Linked DNA regions of Homo sapiens: all the other regions are linked to region 1. A link is a contact called in ENCODE Hi-C or POLR2A ChIA-PET data. All regions are on one chromosome and are shown on one strand. Each heading gives the region's core, a stretch centred on a gene start or an enhancer-like site at or near the end of the contact. The rest is flanking DNA. Distances are from core to core; before and after follow the strand shown.

Region 1 (3,540 bases), core at 682-3,181:
CAGTAATTTATCTTCCTGCTGGCATGTCAGGATATGGTGATGACTACACTTGTTGTTCAAATTATTTCCTAGTAACAACCTCAAAGGAAACCATGTTGAGTCTGAAACCATCTTGCATTTGAAAGCCTGTGTGGCCTTCTTACAGATCACATTTTCAAAGAGGTCAGAAGTCAATGTATATGTAGAATTTCAGACACTGTACCATCTTCCACAGGGATTACACTCAGAGGCCTAAACATGTCACAGGAAAAGTTGTTAGACTGTTTAAAGAAAATCAACAACCAGGCACAGTGGCTCATGCCTGTAATCCCAGCACTTTGAGAGGCCAAGGCAGGCGGATCACTTGAGGTCAGACATTCGACACTAGCCTGGCCAACATGGTGAAACCCCGTCTCTACTAAAAATCCAAAAATAAGCCGGGCATGGTGGTGGCGCATGCCTGTAATCCCAGTTACTCAGGAGGCTGAGGCAGGAGAATCGCTTGAACCCGGGAGGCGGAGGTTGCAGTGAGCTGAGATCGTGCCACTGCACTCTGGCCTGGATGACAATGAGACTCTGTCTCAAAAAAAAGAAAAAAAAAGAAAAGAAAATCAACTGGAAGAGGGTAAAAGGAAGCAAAATCTCTCTGCAACATTGGGGAGTGAATTTGCACAAAGGACGTTCCAAAACATCCATGAAGTTGACTGGAAAAAAAAATAGAAATACAAATGTAAAGTTTAAAGGAGCCCATGAACCTAAGGAAACAGATACTGGGGATTTTTGAGCTGAATACAAAACCTCTGAGAAGCAAAAGAAAAAATATGTTTGCCAAGAGGCGTCCTTTCCATATCTAAAGCAAAACCCACAAATACCCATGAGTAATATCATGCAGGTTATGAAGTTCCTATGCAAAACCAGCAACATTTTCATAAACCAGAATTGTTGGAACAGTTGCAGATATTCATTTAAAAAAATCTGACTGTATAACAGCTCTGAAACGCAAAGCTAGGCCACAAAAGTACATTTCACCACATATGTCAATTTTCTTGAACCCTCTCACTATCAGAGTTGCCCAGGTTTTAAAGTTCCAAAGTTAGTAAAGAGACTGTGAATCAGACACTAAAATATGTTCTTCTACTTTGTACTGTAGCAATGCCATATTTAAGAAAAATATGAAAATGAAACCAAAAAGCAAACAAGATTGTGGAATTCCCTGACATTGTATTATATTTTACCAGCAGCCTCTGTATTACACACTGGAATAGCTTAAATGTGTCTTTTTCAATTAATTTCCCTTTTTTTCCAGAAGAATAAAGAAGTACATTTATTACAGTAAATAAAGTTGGCATTGCTCATATTAAACAAACAGGATGTCTGAACTGTATGCATTAAAAGATTTCAGAATGACAAGGCAAGCAAATTACACATATTAGTGCTTATGCTTTCAGAAAGAATGGAATGCTCGGAAAGTACTAAATCACACGTAGGTACTAGAACAAGAAAAAAATGACAAGGGTGTAATTGGTGGTGAGGGTGGGAACTTTTTCTCGCTTAAAATACATTGGGCTCATTTGTGTCTGCAATGCATCAGTTCCCAGTGCAAGAAAAAAAAGCCACGAATATGGACAGACTCAAAGTCTTCTCCAAATGGAAGATCCAAATCAGAACCTTTGAGGAGGTTTGCCTCAGCACCTTCTGTAGAAGTGGTTGGCAGACACACAACTAGACACAAGGTAACATGGTAGAGCAGTGTTGAGAAGAGGATCCGCAGTGGTCTCCACTGCCCTGGCGGTGACCTTCTCCTCTGACTGTTCTGTATGTAACGGGACTGGCTTGTGCAGGCTGTTCAGCAAACCATAGGTCTGGTTTGCTATCCCCTGATCTTGTAGGTCATGTGATTGGACAAGCTCATTTGCCCTTGGGTGGATGGTGTTCAGTGACCCATCTTGCTGAGTCATGCTAAACCTGTTGAGCATGCAGCCTTAGTGCTTTAATGAAAGTGCCCTTCGTTGCATTTAGAAACAGTGACCCACCCTCTCCCTTCTTTGCTCTGTGTCTAAGTGTCATTGACACAGGACAGGGTTCCACACAGGATGTGATTCATATGAGCCAATCTTGAGTAGGTTTCTTGTGGTTTTTAGTTTTGTTTTAGTCAAAAGAAGGGAAACTTAACCATTTCCAATAGGTTTGATGAAGGTAAAAGCATTTCCCTCATTTTTCTGTCCATGCAAAAGAGCATACTGGGAGACCACAAAAGCCAAGGCGATTTGTGGGCCTATTCCCCCATTTCTCCCACCAGGTGTGGGAAAGAAGCAGAAATTTATGGCTTTGAATGGATTCTACAGATGCCAGAGTATAAGAAATTTCTAATCATTAAAAAGACCTCAAACGTGGCCAGGCGTGGTGGCTCACACCTGTAATTCCAGTATTTTGGGAGGCTGAGGTGGGCGGATCACCTGAGGTTGGGAGTTCGAAACCAGCCTGACCAACATGGAGAAACCCTGTCTCCCTTAAAAATGCAAAATTAGCTGGGCGTGGTGGCGGGCGTCTGTAATCCCAGCTACTCCGGAGGATGAGGCAGGAGAATCGCTTGAACCCAGGAGGTGAAGGTTGCGGTGAGCCGAGATCATGCCATTGCACTCTAGCCTGGGCAAGAAGAGCAAAACTCTGTCTGAAAAAAAAAAAAAACCCACAAACTTGTAAGGACCTTTAGAGTTGACCGAACACTTTCACATTAGTAATTTCATTTGTGCCATACAGCTTGCCCATGAGATAAGTCAGGGTTGGCCTCCTCTTTATGTGAGTTGATATTTTTAAAAATTAGAATGTACCGTAATACGCGTCCTGTATAAGTGATGTTCATTGTACAAGTAATTTTCATTGTTCCCCACTAGTGTAGATAAGGAATGTCCATAGGAAATTTTGTAACAGAGGCCATCCTCCAGCCCCCACAAATACATGCCTCACCCTACCCCAGTATATATGGAAGAATATGTTCAAGAGAAAGTGGCTGTTCACACCTTATTTTAATTTTTCTGAAACAGGAAGCAGGCAGAACAGCGGGGAAAAGGGAAGCTAACTCCTTCTTCCCCTTTCATTTTCTCTGGGGCTATGATGCAAAGCAATGCTACAGAATATTTTAACCCCAGCCAATCACCATAAGAGAACACATAATTAAAAGCATCAGAGGTAAGAGTTAAAGAAAATGATTTTCTAAGCTGTTTGCTTGTTTTGAAATAGAGACAGAGTCTCAGTATGTTGCCCAGGCTGGTCTCTAACTCTTGACCTCAAGCAGTTCTTCCACCTTGGCCTCCCAAAGTACTGGGATTACAGGCCTGAGGCAACACATCTGGCCCTAAGCTATTTTTTAAAAGACAATGTTTAACACATGATATGAACATATGTGTGTGGTAAGTAAAGTAGAATGAGATTTCTTTATTTTTTCTTTTTCTTTTCTTTTTTTTTCTGAGACAGCGTCCCACTCTGTCAGCCTGTCACTCAGGCTGGAGTGCAGTGGTACGATCATGGCTCACTGCAACCTCAGACTTCTGGACTCAAGTG
Region 2 (3,202 bases), core at 128-2,627, 270 kb before region 1:
GTGGCACATGCCTATAGTCCTAGCTACTTGGGAGGCTGAGGCAGGAGAATCGCTTGAGGCTGGGAGTTCAAGGCTGCAGTGAGCTATGATTGTGCCACTGCACTCCAGCCTGGGAGACAGTGAGACCCTGTCTCAAAAAAAAAAAAAAAGAGAAAAAATGCTAAATAATGATGCCATAGACTTTTCAGATTGGAAGAGTGAGGCTCAGTGTGGTAAAGGACCTTGCCCAGGGTCCAGAACCAGCTGTGACAGAATCAGACTAGAGTTCTTGGCCTGGTCTAGTAGGGGGGCTCTTTCCACTGTACCATGTGACTATTTGCAGCTTATTTTAAATTTAATATTTGACCAAAAATGGTCATTCGTATCTCTAGTGAAACTTCTCTATATGCCAGTCTTCCTCTTCAGATGAAAGGTCAAAGGCAGAAATGGAGCCACAGCCAAAGAAAGAGAAAAATAAAATAAAAATGGAGCCATGGGCAGAATCTGAAAAGATTTATTTAAGGACAATTGTAAATTCATGTATTTGAGTCCACAAGAGCCTCACAATGCAAGGCTTAGAGGTGTTCATGGATAGTGAAGTTAGCATCCGGTAGGAAGAGGGGAGTCCGCCCACCTAAGCTAGTGGTGATCAGAACAGAGCCAGAGGTGCTGTTCATCCTGGGCGCCATGCTGTATGGGGTCTTTCGGAAACTGGACTATATGCAGAGGACGACACCATATGAAAAGACTTCAAGCTGCATTGCTTGCAGAATGCATGTCTTGATATTTCAGCTGATAGGTAACTTCAAGGTATGTTGATACTCCCGTGACTAATTAAGAGTAGCAGTCCGACACAGTGTCTCACGCCTGTAATCCCAGCACTTTGGGAGGCTGAGGCGGGAGGATCATTTGAAGTCAGGAGTTCGAGACCAGCCTGGCCAACATGGTGAAACCCCATCTCTACTAAAAAATACAAAAACAGATCAGATGTGGTGGCACACGCCTGTAATCCCAGCTACTCAGGAGACTGAGGCAGAATTGCTTGAACCTAGGAGATGGAGGTTGCAGTGAGCTGAGATCATGCCACTGCACTCCAGCCTGGGCAACAAAGTGAAACTACCTCTCTCTCTCAAAAAAAAAAGAGTAGTGAATGCAAGGCTCCTAAACTTCCTTCCCTAGTGCTTCCTTAAGATTGACCAGACTTTGGTGGAAATATGTAGCAGAGACTCTTTATACTTTTTACTCCATAAAACTAAAGATTTGCAGTTGACCAAGCCACATGTGTTCATTACCTTGTATGTTGCCGTTATTTCTCTATTTCATATTCTTGCCATGTGGTTTAGTAAAATGCTGCTCTTATAAGCCATATGCATAAGATATGGAGGTCTCAAAAACAATTACCAAGTATGTGGATGTGCCTGTCTATATTATGACAAGCCAAAAATGGGAGAGAATAAAATTCAAGAGGAAGGAAACTGATAAAATGTGGTTTCTTTTCAGTCTTTACAGTTTTTTGAGCTTTCACTTGTTTCCCTGCCACTCTACTATTTAATGAAAGACTTAGATTTATTTGATTTGTGGCTGTGATTTACACATTAGGCCTCTCTGTGATGAATTGTTTAAGGCCCACAAAAATATTTTAAAACTAACATATAATATACATTTTTTTTTCTCTTTGTAGGTGGATCTCGAGCCAGAGGGGAAAGTATTTGTGGTAATAACCCTTACCGGGAGTTTCACTGAAGGTAAGAATGAGTTTTGGGTAGTTTCCAGAATACATGTAATCTTGGTTTACACTCAGTAGGAATTTCTATCATGGACATTATAAAAAAGAGCATGTTGTAAGAGATGCTTAAAAAATCACTTTCATAAGTTGGGCTGGCTAGTATTTTGTTGCCCAGTGGTCTATTGGTTCAGGTTGCCAAATTAAATATATTTGCTAAATCTGGCAATCTCACGTTTCATTTAACACACTCAATGAGTTTTTGTTTTTAGCCAGTGTCATCGTAGCTGAATGGTTTTTGCGTCTTTTTGGTTCATGACTGTGGAACTCTACGTCTTTGGTTTTGTGCCATCTTTTAGTTTGCCTGTGAATGTCTATGAAAGAAATTTAGGGATCCAGTTATCTTCTTTATAATCTCTATCTCATTTGTGACCTGTAAGGGATTCTGTTCTTCATCTGTGGCTACCGTACTCCCTACTCCCCCATCCAATATTTTTTTTACTTGAGGTAAAATTTATATGGGGGTGAAATGATAGATCAGAAGTGAACAATTTGAATTTTGACAAATGCATACAACTGCATAACCAGCACCCCAATCCAAGATACAGGACATTTCCATTATTGTGAACATTTCCCTGTACCCTTTTTCAATCCCCTGCTCCCAGAGGCAATAAGTAAAGTGCTTTATTTCACCACAGGTTAGTTTTACCTACCCTAGAAGTTCATATACATGGAATTATACAGTATATTCTCTTTTATGTCTGGTTTCTTTCACTCAGCATAGTTTTTAGAAGATTCATATCATTGTGTATATCAGTATTTTTTTCATTTTATTTCTGAGTAGTAGTATCCCATTATATAAATGTAGCATCCATTTGTTTACCCATTCTCCTCTTGGTGGACTTTTGGGGTTTTTCCTATTGTTGTCTATTATGAATAATGCTTTTATTAACCTTCTTACACATAAATTTTTCTGGACATAACACTTTCATTTATCTTGGATAATTATATAGGAGTGGAATTGCTGGGTAATAAAGTAGGTGTGTGTGTAACTTCAGAAGAAACTTCCAGATGGTTTCCAAAGTGGTTTTATTATACTCCCACCAGCAATGCATGAGAGTTCCAATTACTTCATATCCTCATTAACACTTTCTATGGCCATTGCTTTTCATCGTAGACATTCTAGTGGGTATGAAATTATATCCTGTGGGTAAATTTGCATTTCCCTGATGGTGAGTACTTTCTCACATGCTTATTGGTCATTTGTTTGTTTATTTGATAATTTCCAGTTCCAGTCTTTTGTCCTGTTTTCTAAAATTGGATTTGTCTTTCTATTATTGATTTAGAGGAGTTCTTTGTTTTCTGGATATGAGTCCTTTGTGAGAAATAGGTATTGTGATTACTTTTTCCCAGTCTGTGGCTTGCCTTTTCATTTTCTTAATGGTGTCTTTGAGCAAAAGTTTTAAATTTCTATGAAGTTCAATTTGTTAATCTCATCTT
Region 3 (3,440 bases), core at 873-3,372, 340 kb before region 1:
CAATCCTGATAGGTACTGATAGGGTGAAGATGGAGTGTCTGGTATCGTCATATCCCAGTCCCAGGACAGCTGTGTGGCCACCTACCATTTGGGGACTGTTTTCTTTTTAAAATTTAAAAAAAAATTTAAAGTCTACACCCCATGATTCTGTATGGGGACTGTTTTCTTTTAGCCCCAAAGTCCAACAGGAGCAAATCCTTTAGTGGCTCTTAAAGCTAGAGTTCAGCTGTTTGGAGGAAAGGGTGACAGAGCTGACCCACAGGGTAGATGCGACATCTTCCCCTGGAGCACTAAGGCCAAACAGGAGCCCCCTGGACGTTTGGGAGCAGGCTTTACAAGCCCTGCCTAAAGCTAAGATGTCATTAGAGTGATGCGTTGCATCCCTGCCTTGTTCTCTAAGGAAGCTTTGGTGTTTTCAAGACAGGCCCTTTCCCCCCTGGCCCATTGTCCTTACTTGTTTTCATTCTGTATAGTGCTGTTATTACGGGTCAGGCCTCCTTGCACTCATGTGAAATCGTTGAGAACCTACTCAATTAGAAAGTTCTGAACAGGGCCTTAGAGGAGTGGGGGCTAGAAAGATGAACCTGGGGCCAGGCACGGGGGCTCATGCCTGTAATCTTAACACTTTAGGAGGCAGGGGCTGGAAGATCACTTGAACCTGGGAGCTGGAGGTTATGGTAAGCCATGATCACACCGCTGTATTCCAGCCTGGATGACAAAGCAAAACCCAGTCTCTAAAACATAAAAGAAAGAAAGGAGGGAAGGAAGAAAGAAAGGAATGAAAGCAAGCCGAATCTGCTCCGAGGGAACCAGTATAGCAAGACAGAATGTAATCAAGTATCTTAAGAGTGGCCTAGGCTTGGCTGGGTGCTGTGGCTCACGCCTGTAATCTCAGCACTTTGGGAGGCCGAGGCAGGCGAATCACTTGAGGTCGGGAGTTTGAGACCAGCCTGACCAACATGGAGAAACCCTGTCTCTACTAAAAATACAAAATTAGCCGGGCGTGGTGGCGCATGCCTGTAATTCCAGCTACTCGGGAGGCTGGGGCAGGTGAATCGCTCGAACCTGGGAGGCGGAGGTTGCGGTGAGCCGAGATGGCGCCATTGCACTCCAGCCTGGGCAACAAAAGCGAAACTCCGTCTCAAAAACAACAACAACAACAACAACAAAAAGTGGCCTAGGCTTTTTGGGGAACAAATTGGTTGTGGCTGGCCCTCAGGGAGCAAGCTTTGCGGCATAGCAGCGTAGGCTAAAAGGTCCTCCCCGGAGACAAAATCTGCAGGGACCACGGGGTGGGAAGCATCAGAAGGCTGCCCACTCTGACTGCAAATACAACAAGCTGGAGTGTTCCTAGAAGAGGCAATTTCTTCCGCGTGTGTGTTGGGGACAGCCTGTGTGTGTGAACATTTTCTGCCCTTGCCGCGCAGAGCTGGGTGGACCAGAAACCACCCGCAGAGGAAGAGACTTATTACCTCTTGGCCATGTCTGTCTCCAGAAGAACCGACCTTTCCTGCTCTATGTGCAACAAGACACACCTTCCGAGGAAGGAGGCGAACAGGATTTCCATCATTACTACTGCCCTATTAAAACACACACATACACACAACTGTGTAATTAGCCTCTGCAGGAAAGGCGCACAAACAGGATGCGTTCGAGCTGACCCCGGGATGAGCCATCCCTGTAAATATTAGGAAAAAGAACCTCCCCGCCGTGCCCCCGCCTCCGGCCAGGGCCTCTTGGGGATGGCCCTGCAGGGTCACCAGCCCACCGGGGAGGTTGGGAGAGAGGGGGCGGGCGACTCCTCGCCGCGCGGGTTCCTGGCTGGAGCGCCCTCCTCTGCGTCCTCCCAACCTTCCATCGCTCCCCAGGTCAGTCTACCACGCCTCAGGTGTTTGCTCGGGCTGGGCCACGAACCCTTTCCTTTTTGGCCTGCGCCCGGGGTGGCCCCTAACCCGCAGCGCACGGCCAGACCCAGCGCTACAAGGAGGGCGCGCAGGGCGGCGCAAGCGGGCACTGGCCTCCCGGGGGCTTGCGCGGGGATCCACCCACCGCAGGGCCGGGCCGCGGACCGCGGGCCACGCCCCTGGGGTCCGGAAGGCGCGGGAGCGGACGCGGGGGTTCTGTGAACTTGGAACCTGGCGGTGCGAGGTTCTCGCCGGGGATGCGGCGGCGGCAGCTGCTTCCTGGTTTGAAGCTCGCCGAGTGGGGGAGAGCGTGAGCCTTCGGAGGCGGGGGCAGGAGGAGAAGCAAGAGGAGGCGGGGGAAGAGACGCTTGGGGCTGGGGCTCACCGGACGGGTAGGTCCGGCTCTCCAGGGAGAGGAGCTGCCCGGCCCTGGAGAAGGGGCGAGTCCTGCGCGAGTCCCCGGGAGGCGCCGCGCGCTTGGAAGGGACGGTCGGGCTTCCCCGGCCCGCTGAGGGCTCGGCGGCGGGCTCCCCTCCTTTCCACCTCGGGAGGGAGGGAAGGAGGGGAGGGAAAAGTCCCACGGAGGAGGCAGAATGGCCAGTCGAGGGGCGCTTAGGCGCTGCCTTTCCCCAGGGCTGCCTCGACTCCTGCACCTGTCCCGAGGGCTGGCCTGAGACGGGACTCCCGGTTCTCCCGCTGCGAAGCAGCGCGGCCCCCCGGGGCCGGGGCAGCGGCGCCGGCATGTCGTCTGGCACCATGAAGTTCAATGGCTATTTGAGGGTCCGCATCGGTGAGGCAGTGGGGCTGCAGCCCACCCGCTGGTCCCTGCGCCACTCGCTCTTCAAGAAGGGCCACCAGCTGCTGGACCCCTATCTGACGGTGAGCGTGGACCAGGTGCGCGTGGGCCAGACCAGCACCAAGCAGAAGACCAACAAACCCACGTACAACGAGGAGTTTTGCGCTAACGTCACCGACGGCGGCCACCTCGAGTTGGCCGTCTTCCACGAGACGCCCCTGGGCTACGACCACTTCGTGGCCAACTGCACCCTGCAGTTCCAGGAGCTGCTGCGCACGACCGGCGCCTCGGACACCTTCGAGGGTTGGGTGAGTAGCGGTGACCCCTTCCCTTTGTGTCCACCCAACCCCCGTTCCCCTTATGTTTTTCAAAACTCACCCGGGTCCCGCTTTCCCATCGCTTTGTGGCTGAGGGAATTCCCTCCAGACTTTGGTCTTCGTCCACGTGGCCGCGGCACTGGTGACGCGACCGCGGTGGGTGTGTGCAGGCGCAGGTGTGTCTCCAGGAAGCCGGCCTGGACACGATCCCCTTTCAGGACAGCGGCTTGGCCTAACGGGAAGTCGGGCAGGGGTCCAGGGCGGTCACCCTTTCCGCCCAGTCTTTGGGTAAGGAGCTCCAACTTTCAGCACGAGAGTGATAGGTAGGAAAGGCAGGGAAGGAGTGATACAAAAGGGACTTGATTTGGGTAAAGTGCTTCAAGCGCTACTTAGGAGAAAGCCGTACATTCTCGCGAGTATTAT

The links. A loop is a pair of places that touch in the nucleus more often than their neighbours do. ChIA-PET counts read pairs that join two places held with the same protein, here RNA polymerase II (POLR2A). Pooled maps may share reads with other maps.
Region 2: a map with no recorded cell type shows a loop between it and region 1 (7-fold over the local background). The contact joins two enhancer-like sites. A Hi-C loop is called at or near these places in 6 of 37 single-sample maps with no recorded cell type and 9 of 50 pooled maps. POLR2A ChIA-PET finds 5 or more read pairs at or near these places in 4 of 52 experiments (GM12878, activated naive CD4-positive, alpha-beta T cell and naive thymus-derived CD4-positive, alpha-beta T cell).
Region 3: a pooled map shows a loop between it and region 1 (3-fold over the local background). The contact joins the promoter of PRKCH here to the enhancer-like site in region 1. A Hi-C loop is called at or near these places in 1 of 168 maps with a recorded cell type or tissue (naive thymus-derived CD4-positive, alpha-beta T cell) and 10 of 50 pooled maps. POLR2A ChIA-PET finds 5 or more read pairs at or near these places in 4 of 52 experiments (CD4-positive, alpha-beta T cell, activated T-cell, activated naive CD4-positive, alpha-beta T cell and 1 more).

Annotation. Positions count from the first base shown.
Region 1 is chr14:61,660,745-61,664,284 of GRCh38, forward strand. No RefSeq gene overlaps it. Among named protein-coding and RNA genes, the nearest start is that of HIF1A, 33 kb to the right of the region's middle. Within about 2 kb of position 1,932, at least 18 of the 41 ENCODE cell types and tissues checked have a DNase peak (open chromatin) inside an H3K27ac peak, as active enhancers do; they include CD4-positive, alpha-beta T cell, where a contact is called at or near this core.
Region 2 is chr14:61,389,565-61,392,766 of GRCh38, forward strand. PRKCH (protein kinase C eta) reads left to right here. Exons shown (of 14, transcript NM_006255.5): 2 at 1,661-1,724. Among named protein-coding and RNA genes, the nearest start is that of PRKCH-AS1, 68 kb to the left of the region's middle. Within about 2 kb of position 1,378, at least 4 of the 41 ENCODE cell types and tissues checked have a DNase peak (open chromatin) inside an H3K27ac peak, as active enhancers do.
Region 3 is chr14:61,319,457-61,322,896 of GRCh38, forward strand. It overlaps PRKCH (protein kinase C eta), which reads left to right and starts at 2,123. Exons shown (of 14, transcript NM_006255.5): 1 at 2,123-3,008. The coding sequence starts at 2,646. PRKCH-AS1 (PRKCH antisense RNA 1) reads right to left here and starts at 3,362. Exons shown (of 5, transcript NR_186042.1): 1 at 3,079-3,362. RefSeq lists silencers at 1,916-2,185, 2,336-2,505 and enhancers at 2,467-3,011, 3,012-3,440.